Linked DNA regions of Mus musculus: region 2 is linked to region 1. A link is a loop called in an ENCODE intact Hi-C map of the cell type or tissue named here. Cell type or tissue: heart. All regions are shown on one strand. Each heading gives the region's core, and the rest is flanking DNA. Links, peaks and the distances in the headings are about the cores only.

What was found. A loop is a pair of places that touch in the nucleus more often than their neighbours do. Peaks named below come from ENCODE experiments on the same cell type or tissue, not always from the same donor. Only the 100,000 strongest peaks of a DNase experiment are listed, where the experiment ranks them.
Region 2: it touches region 1 in a loop (2.8-fold over the local background); 11 of 42 quality-filtered maps call a loop at or near these places.

The regions. Positions count from the first base shown.
Region 1 is chr4:109,723,372-109,733,752 of GRCm38, forward strand. It overlaps Faf1 (Fas-associated factor 1), which reads left to right. Exons shown (of 19, transcript NM_007983.2): 4 at 4,019-4,221. Among named protein-coding and RNA genes, the nearest start is that of Faf1, 52 kb to the left of the region's middle. In heart, for the core only: CTCF peaks have their summits at 6,113 (motif pointing left) and 6,318; no DNase peak of the experiment used is centred there.
Region 2 is chr4:109,434,415-109,444,795 of GRCm38, forward strand. Ttc39a (tetratricopeptide repeat domain 39A) reads left to right here. Exons shown (of 18, transcript NM_153392.2): 13 at 4,335-4,426; 14 at 6,108-6,228; 15 at 7,813-7,924; 16 at 8,283-8,397; 17 at 9,094-9,210; 18 at 9,668-10,331. The coding sequence ends at 9,791. Among named protein-coding and RNA genes, the nearest start is that of Ttc39a, 33 kb to the left of the region's middle. In heart, for the core only: a CTCF peak has its summit at 4,896 (motif pointing left); a DNase peak (open chromatin) is centred at 5,607; H3K27ac peaks cover 780 bases.

The sequences.
Region 1 (10,381 bases), core at 1,420-9,419:
TAATTAAAAATAACCATCACATTATCTATCCTATTTATATATCTTGAAAATTGTATGTTATAAAATACTATCATGAGTTATAGAAGTTTTAATAGTAAATAGTTGCTGAGCAATGTTAGATGTGTTGATATGTAGTTATCTTGAAGTTATAAAACTCTTTGGAGTTTATTCTTGGAATCCTCATAGTGCAAAGAAAGGACCAGCTCCCATAGTTTGTCCACTGACCTCTATATGATCATTGCTGGATCTACTTTGGTGTGTGTGCCACATGTGCACCCTTCTCCCACAGACAAACAAATATACAAACAAGTAAATATGGTTTTAAAAATTACAAAGGGAAATTAACATTTCTTTATTGTTCCTTTTTTTTTTTTTGGGAAGATCAGAAAGTATGGCCTTGTGCTTTGAGATACTTTCCTTTGGGTAAGAAAGTTGAAATAGTACAGTAGTTATTTTGGTAGGTATTAATAAAGACAGACACTGTTATCCTTGTTTATAGTTAAGGATAATAAGGCATGAAGTGACTTGATGTCGATGGTTCAGCATGATGTTGGTGTAGGGAGAGTTTTCTGGTTCAGCGTGTCTCTGTCCAATTATGAATGGGATAATTGATGTAAACTTTAAGAAATCAAAGTACAGGTGCTATGTATTCTATATTTGCCATGGTGCTTTTCAAATCAATCATAGAGAATAGAAGTATGTGACAATTATTTGTTAATAGATGTAGGGTGTCTGTAAGTTAACAATATACACTCACCTTTTTTTTTTTTAAACTCTTGAGGACCATTTTAATCTTGGGGGCTTTTAATTGAAAAACAGCAGGGTAGGTAAGCAAGCTGACCAGAGGCTGGTGATGGAAAGAGGAAGAGAGAAAGGTACACCTTTTGTAAAGGAGGTTGTCAAATAGTTGCCTACCGTTTTCACTTGGTGGAAGCAGGAGGAGGATGTCAGAGCTAAAAAAAAGAAAGCTCAGAGCTATCTCTACACATACATACATATATACATACATAAACTGTAGCATGCTTATCTGTTTAATTATCTGAGCCTCTTCTAATATTCTTGGCAGATTTGAACATCACCCTCTATGCATATTTTTTAGAAGAGGTTTTATTTGTTTTTAGCTTGTTTTTTTGCTTTTAATTATTTTTAAGCTTTTGTTTGTTAGTTTGTTTGTTTTACAGTCCAGTCTCTATTCCCCTCCCGCTCAGCCCTCTGACAGTCCCCATCCCATTCCTCCTCCCCCTTCTCCAAGAGAATGCCCCCTCCTCCCTGCCAGGCTTCACTGCACCTGTGGTCTCAAGGCTCTCTCAGTGTTTAGGTGCATCTTCTCTCACTGAGGCCAGATCAGGCAGTTCTCTGCTGTATTTGTGTTGGGGGCCTCAGACCAGCTAGTGTATGCTGCTGGGTTGGTGGCTCAGTATCTGAGAGATCTCCAGAGTCCAGGTCAGTTGAGACTGCTGGTCTTCCTATGGAGTCACCCTCCTTCATAACTTCTTCCAGCCTTTCCCTAATTCAACCATAAGGGTCCCTGGCTTCTTTCCATTGGTTGGGTATCTGCATCTGACTCTTTTAGCTGCTTGTTGGGCCTCTCTGAGGGCAGCCATGCTAGGCTCCAGTCTGCAAGCACACTTTACAATCAGTAGTAGTGTCAGGCCCTGTACCTCCCCTTGAGCTGGATCCCAATTTGGGCCTATCACTGGACTTCCTTTCTCTCAGGTTCTTTTCCATTTTTTGTCCCTGTAGTTCCTGAAGGACAATTCTGGGTCAGAACTTTTGGCTGAGGCATGTAAACCCCATCCTTCTACTTGATGTCCTGTCCCTTTACTGTAGGTGGACTCTATAAGTTCCCTCTCCCCACTGTACAGTACTTCAGCCAAAGTCCCTCCCTTTGAGTCCTGAGAGTTTCTCACCTCCCAGGTCTTACTTCCCAGGACATTCTAGAACGCCCCCACCCCAGGTTGCCTGTTTCTATTCATTCTGCTGGCACTCAGGACTTCACTCCTGATTCCCCCTCCCCACCTGATCATGTTCCTCTTTTCCCCTCCCTGTCCCCTCTTCTACCCAGGTTCCTTCCTTCCTCTGCCCCTCATGAGAACAGTTGTTGTTGGGTTTTTTTTTTTTTTTTTGGTATGTGAACAGACTCTTAGAAGTACTCACAATTGCTCAAATTGTATTTTTCCTTATGAAAATAGTTTTGAGTTAAACATTGTTGTTAGTATTTCCATCTCTATGATTTTACTCATAATTTTCAAAGTTACATTTGCTTTGGATATAAAGAACCTCTCAGTTAAAACTCTTTGTTTAGTATGTGTAAATCTGAGGCAATGGGGACTGTTAAGGGTATGTGATGGAAATAGGACTTCCTTTTCAAGATAACTACCCCAAGGAAGAAACGTAAGAGTTTCTAAGCAGTCAGAAGTTACTTGGTCTTCTTAGTTGTGGGAGTATGAACATAAAAGGCTCAGAGGTTTCAGAGTTTAAGATTCTTTCAGCCGGGTCTCGTGACACACGCCTTTAATCCCAGCACTGGGGAGGCAGAGGCAGGTGGGTTTCTGAGTTCAAGGCCAGCCTGGTCTACAAAGTGAGTTCCAGGACAGCCAGGGCTACACAGAGAAACCCTGTCTCGAAAAACAAACAAACAAACAAACAAAACAAAACAACAAAAAAGATTCTTTCGGGCTGGTGAGATGGCTCAGCAGGTAAGAGCACCCGACTGCTCTTCCAAAGGTCCTGAGTTCAAATCCCAGCAACCACATGGTGGCTCACAACCATCCCTAACAAGATCTGACTCCCTCTTCTGGTATGTCTGAAGACAGCTACAGTGTACTTACATATAATAAATAAATAAATCTTTAAAAAAAAAAAAAAAAGATTCTTTCATATGAGTCTACCCTGGTATCTTTTATTCTACTTTTTTGGGATCTCATTCCTTCTAAAATCGTACCATAATTTTCACAAGAGACTTAGAAAGTGTATGTTCAATTTCCACTGTAATCCCAGATCAATTGAACCCATTCTCAGCAAGGTCACACCTGTTAGAAAAAATAAACTTTTGAAAGGCCATACTCAGAACTTTGTACTTTCATGACCTCAGTTGAATACTATGAACTGGGCTTGCCCTTTCTTCTGTAACTGCATTAGTCAGAAGGAGATCTTATACATAACAGTCGTTGTCATTCTCTTTACAAGAGTTACTCATCCACTTCATCATTTTAGTCGCTTAGTTTTTGTTAGGAAGCAAAGATTGAACATAGTGAAATTGTATACCAAAGTGCCAAAGATACTATAAAGGAGTGTGTATGGGGCTGATCTCTAGATTAAACTGAGTAGATTTTGTACACATAGGGAGAAGATATCCCCTCTATGTTATGAGAGAGAGAGAGAGAGAGCACATATGTGGGTTAGATTGTAGATTTAGGAGTAAGTAAAATCTTCTTTGATAGCTTGTTTTTTCTTAAGAAAACTTTTAAAACCAGGAATGAGATAAAAGAGAAAATTTAAAAAAGTTTCAAAACAGTGTTTGTGATAGAAATAGCAAGTCAAATATCAAATACTGAGTCATTGAGAGTGACTGGAAAGTACCTGTTTTCAAAAGTAAGTGTGTGTGTCGGTATCCAGAGGGAAGCTTAGAGGAGTTAGTTCTCTTCTCTATTATATATGTTCCTGGGATGGGACTGAGGTCATCAGGCCTCTCAGCAAGAGCCCTTACCCACTGAGGCATCTTACCAGCCTAAGATACTTTTTAATTGTCATTTGACACTTGACTAACGTGGTACCATAAGGCAAAAATCTAATTGTAAATGATATAATAGTATTAGTTAGAATAGAAAAGCGAGAATGACAGGGAAAATAACGTGGCCATTAGCCATTGTTAAAGATTTGTTAAAAGAAAGAGAACTTGGCTTTACCACAAGTGTATCAAATTGATAGGAATAATATGCAAGGGCCAATGGAGATGGTCCTTGATGAGTCTGTGTAATGAAGCAGAGATCATTTCTTCTTTCTGTCAACATTTTAGTGACTTTGGAGGTGAGACCATGCCAGGACCCACATTTGATCCAGCAAGTCACCCTGCTCCAGCTTCAACTCCCTCTTCTTCAGCGTTTCGACCTGTAATGCCATCCAGGCAGATTGTAGAAAGGCAGCCTCGAATGCTAGACTTCAGAGTTGAATACAGAGACAGAAATGTTGATGTGGTACTTGAAGACAGCTGTACTGTTGGTAAGAATTACCCTCATAAGCCTTCATAAATGAATAATTCTTTAGGCAAGTTCCAAGTTTACATAATTCTTTTCCTTTGAGTTGACTATCAACAAGAAGGGAAAGAAACACATTGAACTGGGTACTTTCTCAAATAGGTATTGTGCTCTTAATTTGAATATACATTGTGATATTAAGGTAAGTTCAAGAATCATTTTTGGTGTACTATTTTAACTTCTTAAATTGTTGCTGTTATTTTTGAGTGCTTTTGCCATTACAAAGTATTTTCTCAAAGGCACTGCACATACTTGACAAACACTTGACCACTGAGCCATATTCACAGCTCTGGTTTGTACTGTTTTGGATTGCTGTAAACTAAACGTCTAGCAGCTTCAAAAAAAATACTGGAATTTAATTTGAGTTCACTGTATACCATCTCTGCCACTAAAGCATACTCGTACTGTTCCTATTGTTTCATACTGCTGTGTCTGTTTTGTGCTGCCACAAAAGACTACATAAGCATAAGTAATTTTATTAAACATTAAAATTAATTTTCTTATATTTCTGCAGGGAAGTCTTAAGACTAAGGCACATAATCACAGTTTGGTGTTACCTTCTGTCTGCTTCTAGGATAGAATTGTGCTTTATTCCCTGAAGGGAGTAAAGTATCATGACCTTACATGACAGAAGGCAGGAAGGGCAAAAGGGATGGACTTGCTTTGTTAAGCATTTTAATAATAATCTCTTTGCCTAATTTACCCCTTAAAAGCTCTGCTTCTAGATACTGTGTTTTAAATTAAGATTTTAATTTTTGTGAGACTTTCATACATGAAAGTGTTTATGTCCCTTTTACCCTCTTTAACTTTTCCCATGTTCTCTGCTCTCTTTAGCTCATGACCTCTATTTCTTTAATTATTATTGTTACAGTCACCTACTATAATTCATCCAAAGTGATCTATATAGGGCAAATATTGCATGATAGGTGTTACTCATGCATTTCTTCACAGTCTGGTTCTATTTGTTCTGGATTGCAGTTATTCTCTCACAATGAAATGGATGCCAATTAGGACTTGTGAGCCTTCTCCTTACTTACATTTGGTATAAATATGGAAGGCATGCTAGTGGATAATATTTGGGACTTGATAGAATGTTGTTCTTTTGCTGCGATTGATTTCCTAAATTCTAAGAGTTGTGTCACTTATTGTTTGAATCTCTTCTGTTTTCAACTCCTTTTCAGTTCAGGAAAAGGTTTCTTTGATGTGTAAGCAAATTGATTTCTTTATGTAATTTACATGTATTCATTTATATTTTCTGTGAGACTGGTGCACTTTTTCCAACACACAATCCCTAGTGTGTATTTAAGTTACTCCCTGTTTCTCACATTGTGTTAGCTTTACTTTTGTGCAAACCTCCTCCTTAAGCTTCAAGATCTCATATATAATTTTCTCCTGTGACACAGTTAACTTCCATGGATGTGGTAATTTGAATACTTTAAAAATGAATCTTAAATATCAGTTCTTTCTTTGTGTTTAAGGTTTTCCTTATGAATGTTTACTTTTCAATCTTAGAAGACCAGGTCTTATTTTAAAATTCTTTCTCCAGTCATAGTATTTGACACAGTCATATCTATTGAGGGGATGAGTGAGTGGCTTCAAGAAGAGAAAGTAGGGTTTATATAGATTAACTACCCATAATAGAACATTTTAAAATAGACATACCAAATTTTCTGACTTGCAGTAAACTGTCTTACTGTTTTCAGGAATTGAACAAATGTTAATTTCTTTGTAGAAAAATGATGCTCATTAAGATAATGCTTTTGTTGTTGTTTTGTTTTTTATTACCTGGTAGATGGAACAAGATGAAAAAAAGGAAGGCTAAATTCAGTCAAAAAAGTTATACTAGAGTGACACCTAGTGGTAGCTGCGCTGGTTACTGGTTTATTTCGGTTTTATACCTAAAACCTTCTGAGTTTTGTTTTCTAATTTTGAATAATTTAAAGACATTTTAAAGGACTTGCCCTTTTATAAAGTACTTCCTGAATAAAATAATGTGATATTCTGAGGGCAGAGATTTTTATGTATTACTGTGTGTCCAGGATCTACCAATGGATTTTGTGCCAGTTATTTGTTTAATGAAGTTTTTTCTATCAGTGCTATGAACAAACCTGAGTTTTCTAGCTCCATTTAGCATGTTGAGTCATTTGTTTCTCCCGCCCACATGCTTTTAATCTACTTTTAAAAAGCTATGTTTATTATCTTGAGTATCATTGTACTTTAAAAAAATGAGCTTGAAAATATAAACATTTAAAGCATTTACCACATGCAATTTCACTCTGAAGTTTACGTGTTTTAAAACTAGTTTTGCCCAGAATCTCTGAACTACTTTTTTGATCTTAACCCTGTGAATCAGATTAGCAGTGTGACTGAAGCACTCCAGAGCCTCAGACATATCTTAAGAATAATTAATAATCACCAAGTGAATCTTTTTGGGAGGAGGTTGTTGTTGTTACAGTGATTGCAAAAACAGGGAGCATGATCGTCTTCCGTGCCTTGCAGAGATGCTGTGAGGGTAAAATGATGGGCAAGTGTGTACGGTAGATCATCATAGACTTTACTATTGAGGAGTATAGACAGTGAACGTTTGTTACTATTGGTTTATCTGTACAGAACTTGTTAACTTTTTGTCAGATATTGTATCCCAACAAAGTGTAATTTTTAATCTTGAGTTAGCAGCACATTGAATATAAATTGAACTGTGATCTTAATATTAGTTTTTTATTTAAAACATAATTGAAATATATCTTTAGTTTTGTCATCTTGACTAACTTTTTTAAATACATACATACACACACACACATATATCTATGCATGGAGTATAATGTGATGCTGCTGTTCATATATACATTGTAGAATGAACAACTCAGGTTAGTTAACATTGATCTCATGTACTTATCATTGATTTGTGTTAAGAAAATTTAAAATTCACTTTAAAAAGCTATTTTGTAATGTGAAATATATTATTAACAATAATCACTATAGTGTTCAGTAGATTATTTGGAATTATTCTTCCCACCCCTTTGTTCCTTTGTCTGAAACTTCCCCTTTTCTTGCCAGCTTTTTCCTCAACCTTAATTTTCTCCTAGACTGTAGTAATCACCTTCTACTGTATTTCTGTATGGTTTCTTTCTTAGATTTCACATATAGCTTGGTTATGCATAATTGTTAGTTTGTGTTTGACTTATTTCATTTAGCATAATATCTCCCATATTTATTCTTATTGCAAATACAGAATTTTGTTCTTGTTTAAGGATGAATACTGTTCCATTGCATACATACACATACCATATTAAACAATACTCATTCATATGTTGATTGGCATTTAGGTTATTTTCATTTCTTTACTACAGTGAGCTTGGATATATAGATATCTATCAGTAGACTGATCGCAACTTCTTTGGGTATTTTCTCAAATGAGCTATTTCTCTCTCTAGATTTACATTTTAAAATACTGTGTTTATTTTAAATAGGGAAATATATGAAGAAATAAGTGTCCTCCTCTTTCTTCATTCTGGCTTCCCACTGTGCTCAGTTTGATTGTTGTTTTGTTAAAAACCTTTTCATTATACTTTTAATATTGTTCTTTCAGCTTTATCCATCATGTCAGCATTTATTGTCTTTCAAGCAAGACAAGAATTAAAATAGACATTTTTCCTAATATTTTCATTTTCTTCAAATTTTTTCAAGCATGCTCCTCCCTCCCTCCCTCTCTTCCTCCCTCCCTCCCTTCCTTCCTTTTATTCAATGTGTTTTTTTTTTTTTTTTTTTTTTTTTTTTTTTTTTGAGGCAGCATTTCTTGTGTAGCCTTGTTGCCTTGTCTGTCTGGGAGCTTGTTATGTAGACCAGGCTGCCTCCCTCTGCCTTGGAATGCTGGGCCTCAGGCCTTTTCTTTTGTTAATTTTTATATGTTTTTTTTCCCCACAACAATTATTTTTTTCTATTAAAGGAGGAAATGCACACAGTAGTGTGTTCATGCATTTTATATGTCACAAGACTGTTAAGACATATGATGCACAGGAAGAAAACACTGTGTATCAGAGCTGAAGTTAATAAACTAGAAAATTTATAAGTCATAGGGGGAAGGAATGAAATGTAAAGGGTTTATTTTGAGGTTAATAAAAATCAGTAATCTTCTTGCTATGTGTATTAGTCAGAGTTCTCTAGAGTCACAGAACTTATGGACAGTCTCTATATAGTAAAGGAATTTATTGATGACTTACAGTCTGCAGTTAATTCCCAACAATGGTTCAGTAGTATCTGTGAATGGAAGTCCAAGGATCTAGCGGTTACTCAGTCTCACACAGCAAGCAGGCAAAGGAGCAAGAGCAAGACTCCCTTCTTCCAATGTCCTTATATTGTCTCCAGCAGAAGGTGTAGCCCAGATTAAAGGTGTGTTCCACCACACCTTTAATCCCGGATGACCTTGAACTCGGAGATCTAATCTAATCCATAGCCACAATGCCTCAAGATCTCCATACCAAGATCCAGATAAGGATCTCCAAGCCTCCAGATAAGGGTCACTGGTGAGCTTTCCAATTCTGGATTGTAGTTCATTCCAAATATAGTCAAGTTGACAACCAGGAATAGCCACTACACTATAATTAACAAGAAGAATAGTGAAAACATAGATTATCCATATTGGAAAGGAAAGAGATACCTGAAGATATAACATTGACTAAGATTTGTATATAAGTGTGTATACGCTCTATTCATATGTGTAATTTTTTTTTCTAGACAGGGTTTTCTTTTTTTTTTCTTTTTTTCTTTTTCTTTTTTTCTTTTTCTTTTTTTTCTTTTTTTCTTTTTCTTTTTTTTCTTTTTTTCTTCTTTTTCTTTTTTTTCTTTTTCTTTTTCTTTTTCTTTCTTTTCTTCCATTTTTAGACAGGGTTTTCTACAGCTCTGGTTGTCCTAGAACTCACTCTTTAGACCAGGCTGGCCTCGAACTCAGAAATTCGCCTGCCTCTGCCTCCCGAGTGCTGGGATTAAAGGCGTGCGCCACCCCACTTGGCAAGAAAACCTCATGACTTCATGAATGAATCTGTCTAACATTTAAGAATACTCTCAGTCCTCAAATAGGGTGAAAGACTCCGAAAAGGAGCCCCTTGCTCAGGCCTCAGGACAATAGCGGACATCCAAGAACTCACGATAGACCGAGCTTGATGCAAACCACATGAGGCTTTATTTGGGGAAAGCCAGAGCTCTGGGGACGACTCATATCCCACGCAGGGGTAGAGGAGTCGACCTCGAGGGGAAAGAGGTCCCAGTTTTTATAGGCCCTCAGGGGGGAAAGGAGAAGGGGGGAGTAGGGGATTTCCAGATCTAAACAATATCTATTCTAAAATGATTGATTCCTCAAGAAATGGGTATGGGAAGGAAACAAGGAAAGAGTCTAATGAAGGTGCAGCACTCCGGATTGGCCCCGAATATGGTTGCTGGGGAGATTTTCTGACTCTTTCCCAGAAACCAATATCACAAACACCTGGCAGTGAGGTGCAGCAATGGGCACACATCTGGTCAGAACATTGGCAGACACACAGGTTCGAGGAGTGGCCAGAGCATTGTGCACTTCTATTTTTCTAAATCAGTGAAGCTAGTTCTACTAACAATGAAATCTATTTTGCCAATTTCAGGGCTTCTGTGACCTTTTACATTCTGTCAGGATCTTTCAAGGGAAAGAGGAAACATTTTTATAATTATTTCATGAGACAAATATTGTCTTGATAGTTAGACCAGAGAGATATTATAAGAAAAGGAAATACTTGCATTATTTCTCTTTCTCTTTCCCTCTTTCCCTTTTTCTTTCTTTCTTTCTTTCTTTCCTTCTTTTCTTTTCTTTTCTTTTCTTTTCTTTTCTTTTCTTCCTTTCTTTCTTCCTTTCTTTACACACACACACACACACACACACACACACACACACACACACACAAACGTGCATGTTTGTCCTTTTTTTTGAAACATAGTTTCTCTGTGTAGCCTTGGCTCTCCTGGAACTCACTCTGTAGACCAGGTTGGCCTCAAACTTAGAAATCCACTTGTCTCTGCCTCTAAGTGATTCAAGGTGTGCAACAACACAGCCCAGAAGAAAACATTTCTTAAAACAGGGTGAAAGGAGAAAACTGATTTGA
Region 2 (10,381 bases), core at 1,486-9,485, 290 kb before region 1:
CCAGCTGTCATGTCCCACATTCTCCTGTGGCTTACTGATTTCCTTCTGTCCCTATCCCCTTGTCCCGTCATGTGACTCATGGACTATGTGTTCCCCTTGCCTATATGAGACCATGTATTAACTATCTCCCATAGTTAATATGAAAAATGAGCTACTATTCAATAACTCATTTTTTGTGTGTGCTAGAACATATATTTGGCACATGAATCTGTGAAGGAGGCCAGACACTGGCTTCCAGATGTCATTCTCTCTTGCTCTCTATCTTATTTTTTGAAGTGATATCTCTTCATGGAATATGAACCTTGTCATTTCAGCTATGTGGGCTTGCCAGTGAACCCTAGGGACTTCCTGTATTTGCCCTGCTTCAACTCTGCCCCACTTGCCAGTCCCAAACTGGGGTTACAGACACCTGCAAGGAAGCCTAGCTTTATGCATGTGCTGACGAACTCAGGTTCTCACACGTATGCAGTGAGCATTTTATACACTGAGCCATTACCCATTACCCAGACTTTTTTTTCCTGTCTGTTTTTTATGTCAACTTGATATAAACTGGCGTCATCTGGAAGGAGGTAACTTCAACAGAGAAAATGCCCCCCATAAGATCAGACTGTAGGCAAGCCTGGAGGATTTTTTTTTTTTTTTTTTAAGATTAGTGATTGATGTGGGAGGGTGATGTCACCCTGAGCTGGTGGTCCTGGGTTTCATAAGAAAGCAGGCTGAATAAGCCACGAGGAGTAAGGCAGTAAGCAGCCCCCCTCACGGCCTCTGCATCAGCTCCTGCCTCCAGGTTCCTGCCCTGCTTGAGTTCCTGCCCTTGCTGCTCTCTGTGATGAACTGTTCTATGGAACTGTGAGTCCAATCAACCCTTTCCTCCTCTGTGTGTCACGATGTTTCACCTCAGCCATAGAAACCCAAACTAAGACAAGTCTCTCATTCCAGCCTGGGCCTAGAACCCACGTAGCTTAGGCTGTCCGTAAACTTGAAGCCATTTTCCTGCCTTAGGCTAACAATTGTTAGGATTTCAGGTGAGAGACATCACCTCATGCTAAGATCTTTTAAAAATTAATTTTGGGGGGTAGCACACAAAATTATGGATTTTATTGTGACATTTTCATACATATATGAAGGTATATAGTGTACTCTGCCTATTTCCAGCCGCCTTCTCCCCAGTCTACCTTTCTCCAAAGTCTTCCTCTTTCATGTTTTATATATGTTTCTATATCCATCCATCCATCCATCCATCCATCCATCCATCCATCCATCCATCCATCCATCCATCCCTGTTGCCATGATCAACACCATGACGGAGCCAGCTAGTTTTATGTCAACTTGACACAGGCTAGAGTCATCTTTAGAGAAAAGGGAGCCTCAGTTGAAAAATGCCTCTAGATACAGCCACAGGCAAGACTATGGGGCATTTTCTTAATTACTGATGATGTGGGAGGGCCCAGACCATTGTGGGAAGTACACCCCTGGGATGGTGGTCCTAGGTTCTAGAAGAAAGCAGGCAGAGCAAGCTGTGGGAAGCCAGTAAGCGGTGGCCCTCCACGAGCTCTGCATCAGCTCCTGCCTCCAGGTTCCTGCCCTCACTGCTTTCAGTGATGAAACAGTTATTGGAACAGAGTACATAAGCCCTTTCCTCCCCAGGTTGCTTTTGGCCATGGTGTTTCATCACAGCAGTAGTGAACCTAACTACGATAAATTGGTACTAGGATAATGGGGTATTGTTACGTCAGACCTAACCATGATTTGGGAGAATATGGAAGAACTTTGAAATTTTGGGCTAGAAAAGCCAATGAGTGTCCAAAGCGTGGAAGATAAAAATGTTGAGAGCAATACAGACAATGAAGGCCTGGCTTGTGAACTTCTAGAAGGAAGTTTGAGAGTCACTTAAAGACTATCAGGGCTATCTGCTATTTTGAGTTGGGAATCTGTGATTAGGGTTGGCTGGGGCTGAAGAACCCGCTATGATTAACAAGAGACCAGAACCTCTGAAGTAAAATCTTTGCTTTACTGGGGCAATTGATACTGGTTAGCTGGAGCTAAGAAATTAGCAGTGATTAAGAAAAGAGCAGCATTGCGAGGTGAACCCTGGGAAGTGTTTGCTGAAGTCAGCACACAGAAGCTAGAGGCAGCCAACTAAGTTGAGTTACACATTAAGTTAGTTACCCAGGTAGTATTGGTTTTGAAGGCATGAAGGACTCATGAAACACAGCTGAGGCTTGGCACAGAGGGACCAGGATAGACTGCTGAGAAGGTGCAGCCTCAGCAGCAGTTGAAGCTTGCTCCTTTAGGTACACTCAGGAGTGGTATACCTGAATCGTACGTATGATAGCTCTGTTTTTATGTTTGTGAAGAATGTCCACACTGATTTCTATACTGGCCGCACCAATGTAGTCTCAGCAGGCTATAAGGATGTGCTCTTTCCCCATATCCTCACCAATGTTTGTTGTTGCTGGTTTTCTTGCAGTTTTGATTTGCATTTCCCTTATGGCTAAGGATGTTGAACATTTCCCCAAATACTTATTGACTATTTATATCCCAAGTATTACCTATATCTCTTTTGAAAATTGTTACGTATTTTATGTAGTTGTTCATTACTGTGTATGATTATGGTGGGTGTCGGCTCTGTTCTCCCTTTCTACCCTTTGTGAGTCCCTGGGATTGAACTCAGTTGTTATGCTCGTATGACAACCTCTTTACCTGTTGCGCTATCTAGATGACCCCTTCTTTTTCTTTTTCTTTTTTTGAGATAGGGTCTCACTTAGCTCAGGCTGGCCTCAAACTTACAATGAAGCTAGGAATAAACATGAGCTCATGATCTACCTGCCCTCACTTCCCAGCTGCTGCAGTTACAGACTCCATGCCTGGATCCCAACTCATTTGCTGATTGGTTGACTTTTAGACAGACCTTTTATAACCATTTTTTTAAAAACAGACATCACAAGTTTTTTTTTTTTTTTTTAACCTGGTTACTTCACACTAATTGGCAAGTTTTAAATTCTTAGTTAAAAAACCCAAATAGAGCCAGGCAGTGGTGGCACACGCCTTTAATCCCAGCACTCAGGAGACAGGGGCAGGCAGATTTGAGTTTGAGGCCAGCCTGGTCTACAGAGTGAGTTCCAGGGCAGCCAGGGTTATACAGAGAAACCCTGTCTCAAAAAAACCCAAAAACAAAAATAAAAAAAACAAAAAACAAAAAAACCCAAATAAACTGAATTTGTTCGGGGGCAGTGTTCCAGTAAGGAAGATGTCCCTGGGGGTGGGGGATGTAGAGTCTGTCCATTACTTACGAAACTGATTTGGAATTAGTGTATATGTACTCCTGCCATGTCGTTATTAAATTCAGAATATATCACAGGCATCCAATCTAGACAAAACTAGACAGGAGGTTCAGTCCCTGGAATGCACTGCACCCATGTCAGGGACAGGGGAGATCTATAGGTATGGGCAAGGGTGACACCATGTTAGAGGTTCCATGAGGGGATTCCATTACACACTCACAAAGACAAGTTTGGCCATGTTTGAAGGGCAGGCCACCTGAGGGTCTTTGCTCCAGCACGAATGGCACGGGTGAATGTTCCAGGATGTCCTGATGTTCTTTTTCTCCAGTTCTCTTTTGGCCACTGGCAGATACTTTCCTTGGCAGAGCTGTCCTGGGAGGCAGCTGTTTCAAAACTTGGCCACTTGAGGGCAGCACTGAGCCAAACACCTCTAACCCTCTACGTTGTGGGACTTATGCTTATGGGCTGTGTAGGCCACTCTGCAGCTGAAGCAGGGCTCCCCACTTTCCCTGTCAGGTGGCCTACGGATCTAGCAGGCAAGGTCCTTGCAGACATTTTAAGATGGATTGAGATGAAGGTGTAAAGTGAGGGATGTAGGTCTATCACTGAGCCCTGTGAGGGTGCCCTGTTCACTGTTCTGGACCTATACCTCCTTCACATAGTCCCTATTGCAGGTCATCTGTGCCCATGCATGTCCTATCTGCTTCCATGTATATGGGTACCCTTGAGTCTCTGAATCTCCCCACTATCCGGCAGGGCCGCCTGCAGTCACTGCTTCCCAGCAGCACCCTCCATGCTCACCCTGTCTCTGCATTGTCCCAGCAGCCCTGCATGTTGCTCAGGTCTCTCTTGATGGGGCCAAGATGGAGAGGGAGGCTGCTTTGCAGGTATACAACTCCCACCTCTAAACTCCTCGGTTGCTTCAGCATTCTCCCCTGGGGGCTTAGTGACTATAAATCTCTATGGAACCACAGTGAGGGTTGAATTTCATGTGGCACTCACTGCGATTAGAAGGAGGGCTGCTCACATCTCTGCTGCTATCTCCCACAGGCCACCTACATCTACATGAAGGCTGCCTACCTCAGCATGTTTGGGAAGGAAGACTACAAGCCATTCGGGGACAATGAAGTGGAGTTATTCAGGTGGGCCTGACCACAGTGCTCCTGCTGTAGGTCTCACTGTGGACAGACAGGTCAGGCTCTGCTCATGGCTATCTGAGCTTTAGTGATGCGATAGGTACTCCCAGCTCTCAGTTGCCTGTTCCAAAGTGCCCTGTGCCCTTAGTCCCCTCTGGCTACCATGCCATGCCAGTGCTGCTGGTGGTTAGAATCCTGTGAATGTTTGTCATCTCTTTCATCTGGTCACTGAGACAGACGAGGACCCTGTCTTGGCCACCTTTGCAGTGATAAAGCACCAGGACAAGTGCACCACAGCAGGGATGATGGCAGGAGCGCAGTGATAAAGGGACGGGCATGGTAACAACTGCAAATGCAAAGCAGAGAGCAAACTGGGAGTAGGGGAGGCTATGCACGCGCTCTCCAAGTTTGCCCCCAGTGACCTACTTCCTCTAGCACAGTCATATTTCCTAAACCTCTCCCTAGAACAGCACCACCCACTGGCAACCCCGTGTTGAAATCCCTGTAGGGGACATTTTTCATTTAAACCACCAGAATCTGAGGTACAAAGAGATCTCTCCACCAGCTGAGCTTGCTAGAGCCACAGAGCAGCACAGCCAAAGTCATTGAATCAAACCGACAGCATTAAAACCACGGCCCAGCTGGGACGCCTTTTAAGATAGGCTAGTTTTGCAACTGGAAAAGGGGCTTTGAAGACCCTGCAGTAGAATCTGGAACCAAGGGGGCTGCCCACCAGAGTTTTTCATTATTATTTCATTATATCTTTTCAGTATTCTCTTCACCACTTATTTGCCTTTTGTGAAGAGTCAAAAGGTTAACCTGGAGTTGTAGGATGGTGTCTAGGGCTCTCCTCCCATGGTGGAAATGAGGCTGGCCAGCTTCACTGACAGATGCTTGTTAGAGCTGAAATAGTACTGTCTGTGCATAGTCTGCTGCTGGAGCAAACGGTGGCCCCAGCTCACAGAATTCTCCCACAGCCCTTGAGAGGAAGGAGGTAGTACAATCTATACTTTTGAGATTAGAAAACAGACCCTGAGTGGTTCTGCAATGAATACGCAGCAAGGAATCTGGGGTGGCCTCACCCATCAGTTGTTTCCTGAGCCCATACAGCTCGGGGTCTGAGATCCCAGTCACACCCAATGGCCAGGCAGCTGGTAGTGGGTGAGGCTCCAGTCAAGGCATGCCCAGCTGTGTGAATTTTATTCTATCCTTGAAACAGCTGAGGAGGCCACAGTTCAGGAGGCTGGAGTTAATTAAGGGTTTGGGCTGTTTGTCTGTGCAAGTCCCTCTTTTCTCTGGGTGTTGGTCATGCCTGTGAAACTGGGATTAGACTTTTGTGGGCCCTCCCAGGAAGGCCTGGGCGTAGAGGAGAGATAACTAGGAGGCAGGCCTAGATGCATTCTTAAACTAGCTCTGGAACCTTTGCCCAACCATGACCTGAAAGCTATCAGGTCATGCAGGAACTGTGAAATGTGACCATAACCATAGGCTGGCTTGCTCCTTGAAATACTTTTAGAGTCAAGCTCTTTCATCGTACAGTGTGGAAACTGAGGTGTAGCCAGGCAAGCAAAGGCTGGAGACCTGTTCTCTCTATGCTCCTGCTCTTTTGTGGCTGGGGACCTGGACATGTTAGGCAGGAGCTCTCCCACTGACCTGCAATCTCAATCCTTCTTTCCCATTTCTTCAGGGCCGTGCCAGGCTTGAAGCTCAAGATTGCTGGGAAATCTCTACCCACAGAGAAGTTTGCTATCCGGAAGTCCAGGCGCTACCTCTCCCCCAACCCCATCTCCTTGCCGATCCCTGCTCTGGTAGGTAGGAAGAGAGCCTCTGGGTCAGAGGGTGGATGAAGGGACCAGAAAGGGTTTCACAATTCACCTAGGCTGGGAGACAGACCAGCAGGCTGCAAGATGCCTCAAGGATGGAAGAGCTCTCCGAGACACTACATAACACCCCAGCCCCAAGCAGAGGGATCACCTGGCTGTCTTGTTCTTACAGTGACTATTCTGTTGTCACAGGGTTCTAATTGCTATTTACATAGTCACCCTCATTAGATCAACCTTTTCTGAAGGGAGGGTTGGGGGGGTCTCAGGCCAAGTTATGTTTGACTCTGAACAAAACCTTCATAGTAGGGGGTATAAAGCCTAACACAGGTCGGTAGTAACTTGAATAGCTCATACAGATGGAGTAAAAAAAAAAAAAAAAAAAAAAAATCAAGAGATGTAAGAGGCTAAATCCAGGGCCACTGTTAAGCTAATTCCATGAATGACTGGAGCTGGCATCAAAATAAGCTGAGTCCACAAAAGTAGGAGCCCTGCTCTGCTCTGCTTGTTGGATAAACTTTCCTGTTCAATGGTGTGTTACCTTAGGGAGCCCTTCTATCTACTGTAAAGTCAGCTCTTCCTTGGCACCTGGCCCAGTTCTAAAGGATTTTACAGACTGTGTGTGGCAGCACATGTCTGTAATCCCAGCGTGTGGGAGGTAGAGGCACAGGGGTATCCTCAAGCTACGCCATGAATTTGACGCCAGTCTGGAGTACAAGAGACCCTGTCTCAAAAAGATGCACAATCAAGTTATTACTATCATAATGGGCATGGGGTATCATGGGAAGGGTGGGAGTGACTATGCCCGCTTCTGTACAAAGTCACCTGTGATTAAGGGCACTGGGAGGACAGGCTGTGGACTTCTAGAGCCGTTATAGCCAGTTTTCTATCTTGAGACCACAGAGCAACTTAAGGAACACTGACCTAAATCTACATTGAAACAAAAACCCTGACAACCTTTAGGGCCTTATATAAATTGCACCCAGTATCCATTACCTGTCCTGATGGTTTAGGATGACTCTAAGCTAAGTTATTGAAAGTTTAATGAATTTCCTGCCAGTCAAGGAAAAAAGGATCAGGATGCATTCTAATCTCGATGAGGAGGCTGCCATCCTTGAGCCTGTTGTGGGGGAAAGGGACAGTCTTAGGCTCGACTGTCCTGAGTGGCTTAGTAGCTTCCTCCAATAAGGGAGGTCCTGCCAGCGGGAGTAGGGAGGGTTCCATGAACAGTGTTGGGCATGGCCTAGTCCTCAAGAAAGGAGTCTGGATGAAGAGAGGGTATGAGAGTATTCATGCAAGGTACAGTAGGTAAGTAGCTGAAACCTAATGGCTGTTGGATTACCCTAAACCCTTATGGAATCAATAAGCTCAATAACAAATCCCTGGTAAGGTTGCTTCCACAGTGCCCTCAATCCTACAGCTTTATAGGCTAGAAGGAGACTTGAAGATCAGGGATCCAAAGGCTCAGGACCTTTTGAACTGAGCTGCCTGTTTTACAGACGGGAAAACTGAGGCCCTGCTGAGGCAGAGACCTAGAACTGACTTGCCCCACCCACTCCCTCCCTCTCTCAGGAAATGATGTACATCTGGAATGGCTATGCTGTGATTGGGAAGCAGCCGACACTCACGGATGGGATGCTGGAGGTCATCACCAAGGCTGAAGAGATGCTGGCAATGGGCCCAGGTGATTACCCTCAGGCTCCTGACCCGCTAGGTCAGGTCTTTAGAGTTCAAGGTTCCTATGCCAGAAATGTCCTCCTTATCCCTCTATCCTACTAACCAGCCTTTTACAAGACCAGTGTCAGCTCCTCTCACTCAGCAAGTGTCCCCGCTCCTCGTCCAGGGCCTTCTCTTGAGCGTCCTCCAGTCACTCCTAACTCACTCTGGAGCCATTATCTCAATATCTGTCTTTTCTTCTCAGATGTGAGTCCCCTGAGGTGAATCGGTCTTGATTCACCTGTGTCCTGGGTTCCTGAGGGGCTCCCTGAGTAACTTGCAGAAGTGAGCAAGCCTACCTTCTTCCCCCACACCTCTATTCTCAGAGAATGAGTACTCAGCAGATGACGACTGCTTGGTTAAATTGCTGAAAGGCCTGTGTCTGAAATACCTGGGCCGAATCCAGGAGGCAGAGGAGAATTTCAGGAGCATTTCTGCCAAGTAAGTGCCTTTGCTACTCCCGCTGGGCTTGGCTTCTCCATCCTCCTACTCCTCCCACCAGCTCACTCACCATACATTTGCTGATGTCTACTCTGTGCCAGGATAAGAGATACCAGGAAAGGCTATCAGGGCGATGGTTAATTTGGATGTTTATAGCTCATGGTTTTAATCTTAGCACTTGGGAGGTAGAGGCAGAAAAATTTCTAAGTTTGAGGCCAGGACATAGCAAGACCTTGTTCCAATAAACAAACACAAATTAATAAATTTGGAAGTTTAGCTAGAAGACAAAAACAAAAGAGAAAGTTTTAAGTGGAGTGTTCGTGGGCACAGGACACACAGCAGAAGCTAGTGACAACAGTGAGGATCTTTCCTGCCTAAAACTATAGAGAAAGGCCAGACTAAGAAGGGCCTTGTCTTCACAGGATAAAGACAGATAACCAAGAAAGGATATGGCAAAAAAGACTGTTGTCTCTAGGACAGAATGAAGCAAGGGTCAGAGATACTAAAATAGGAACAGGCTTCCCAGTTTAAGAGACCAACCTGGAGTGACAGAGGTTGAGGACTGTAACAGGGAGGTGGGCTAAGGATGCCAGAAGGCTCTGGTGAAGATCCCAGCCTTTCTAAGGTAAGGATTTGAAGTTCTGAAGGCTGTGGAGAGGACCTGAAGGGTGGGCCATGTCTGCTTCTGTTTTGCAGTGAAAAGAAGATTAAATATGACCATTACTTGATTCCAAATGCCCTACTGGAACTGGCCCTGCTATTTATGGAGCAAGGCAGAAATGAGGAGGCCATCAAACTCTTAGAGTCTGCAAAGTAAGGCTTGGTCAATCCTCATATTTCCTAGCTGTACTCCCTTTGACCTAAGGTGCCCAGATATCAGTGAGGATGCTGGCAAAGGCAGTGTTCTGGGAACTCAGTTCTGACATGCTACAACAGAGCTTTCCCCTCAGTTTACAAATAACTGGCTGGAATTATTGAGACAGAAAGTAAGCTTCCAATGGCCCACCCTAAGCCAGCTGTGGAGCTGGTATAAAGACCTAAGTCTCCAACAGGACCAAGAGTGGTAAGACAGTAGCCCCTTGTAAATAAGTCTTCCTTTAGGCAAGGGCTCAGCTTAGTCTTGAATCCCTTTCAAAGTCCTAAAAACTACAAAGTGTTCCAGTTGTATACGGATGAGGGTGGTGTCTCACATAGCTCAAATGGGGGATTGGAGTATGACACACCTCCCAGAAGAGCCGAGCTTCACCTGTGATCCTCTGCTCCCCTTTAGGCAAAACTACAAGAACTACTCCATGGAGTCAAGGACACATTTTCGAATCCAGGCAGCCACACTCCAGGCCAGATCTTCCCTAGAAGATGGCAACAGATCTCTAGTCTCGTCAGTGTCCTTGTAGCTTTCTGCAGCACTCTTGGGCTGCACGATGAACAGACAGCTAGCTGGACAGAGCACCTGGAAACATTTCTAAAGATCACCTCCCCTGCCCTGCCCTTCCTTGGGGTCCACCTGGTGCTCCAGTAGGATTGCACAAGAATATCTGTGCAGAAGCAAAGACAGCATTTTTACCAGTGTGGCCAAAGCCTTCACACATACGGGTACTTGTTTTACACTGTGATGTTTAAGAGAATGTATGAACAGTTTACATTTCTTTAGAAATACATCGATGGGATTATAATTGGTGTTTAAAAAACCAAACCAAACAAACTACCCCCCCCCTCCAAACAAACAAAAGCAACCCGACTGCCTGGAAAGCTGTTTAGCTCCTGACCTGGAAGTTCTCTACATGCTATTAAAGGCCACACTGCTTCTCAGACCTCAGCTTTTGAGGACAGGGGTTCCTAGCATCTGAGTCATTGCAAATTCCAGGACAGCCACAGCTACGCAGTGAGACACTGGGTCCAAACAAAATAAAGCAAATTAAGTTGCTAACATTTAATATAGTTTTCATATACATTTTTGTCTTCTAATTGAAAAACAAGGCAAGGG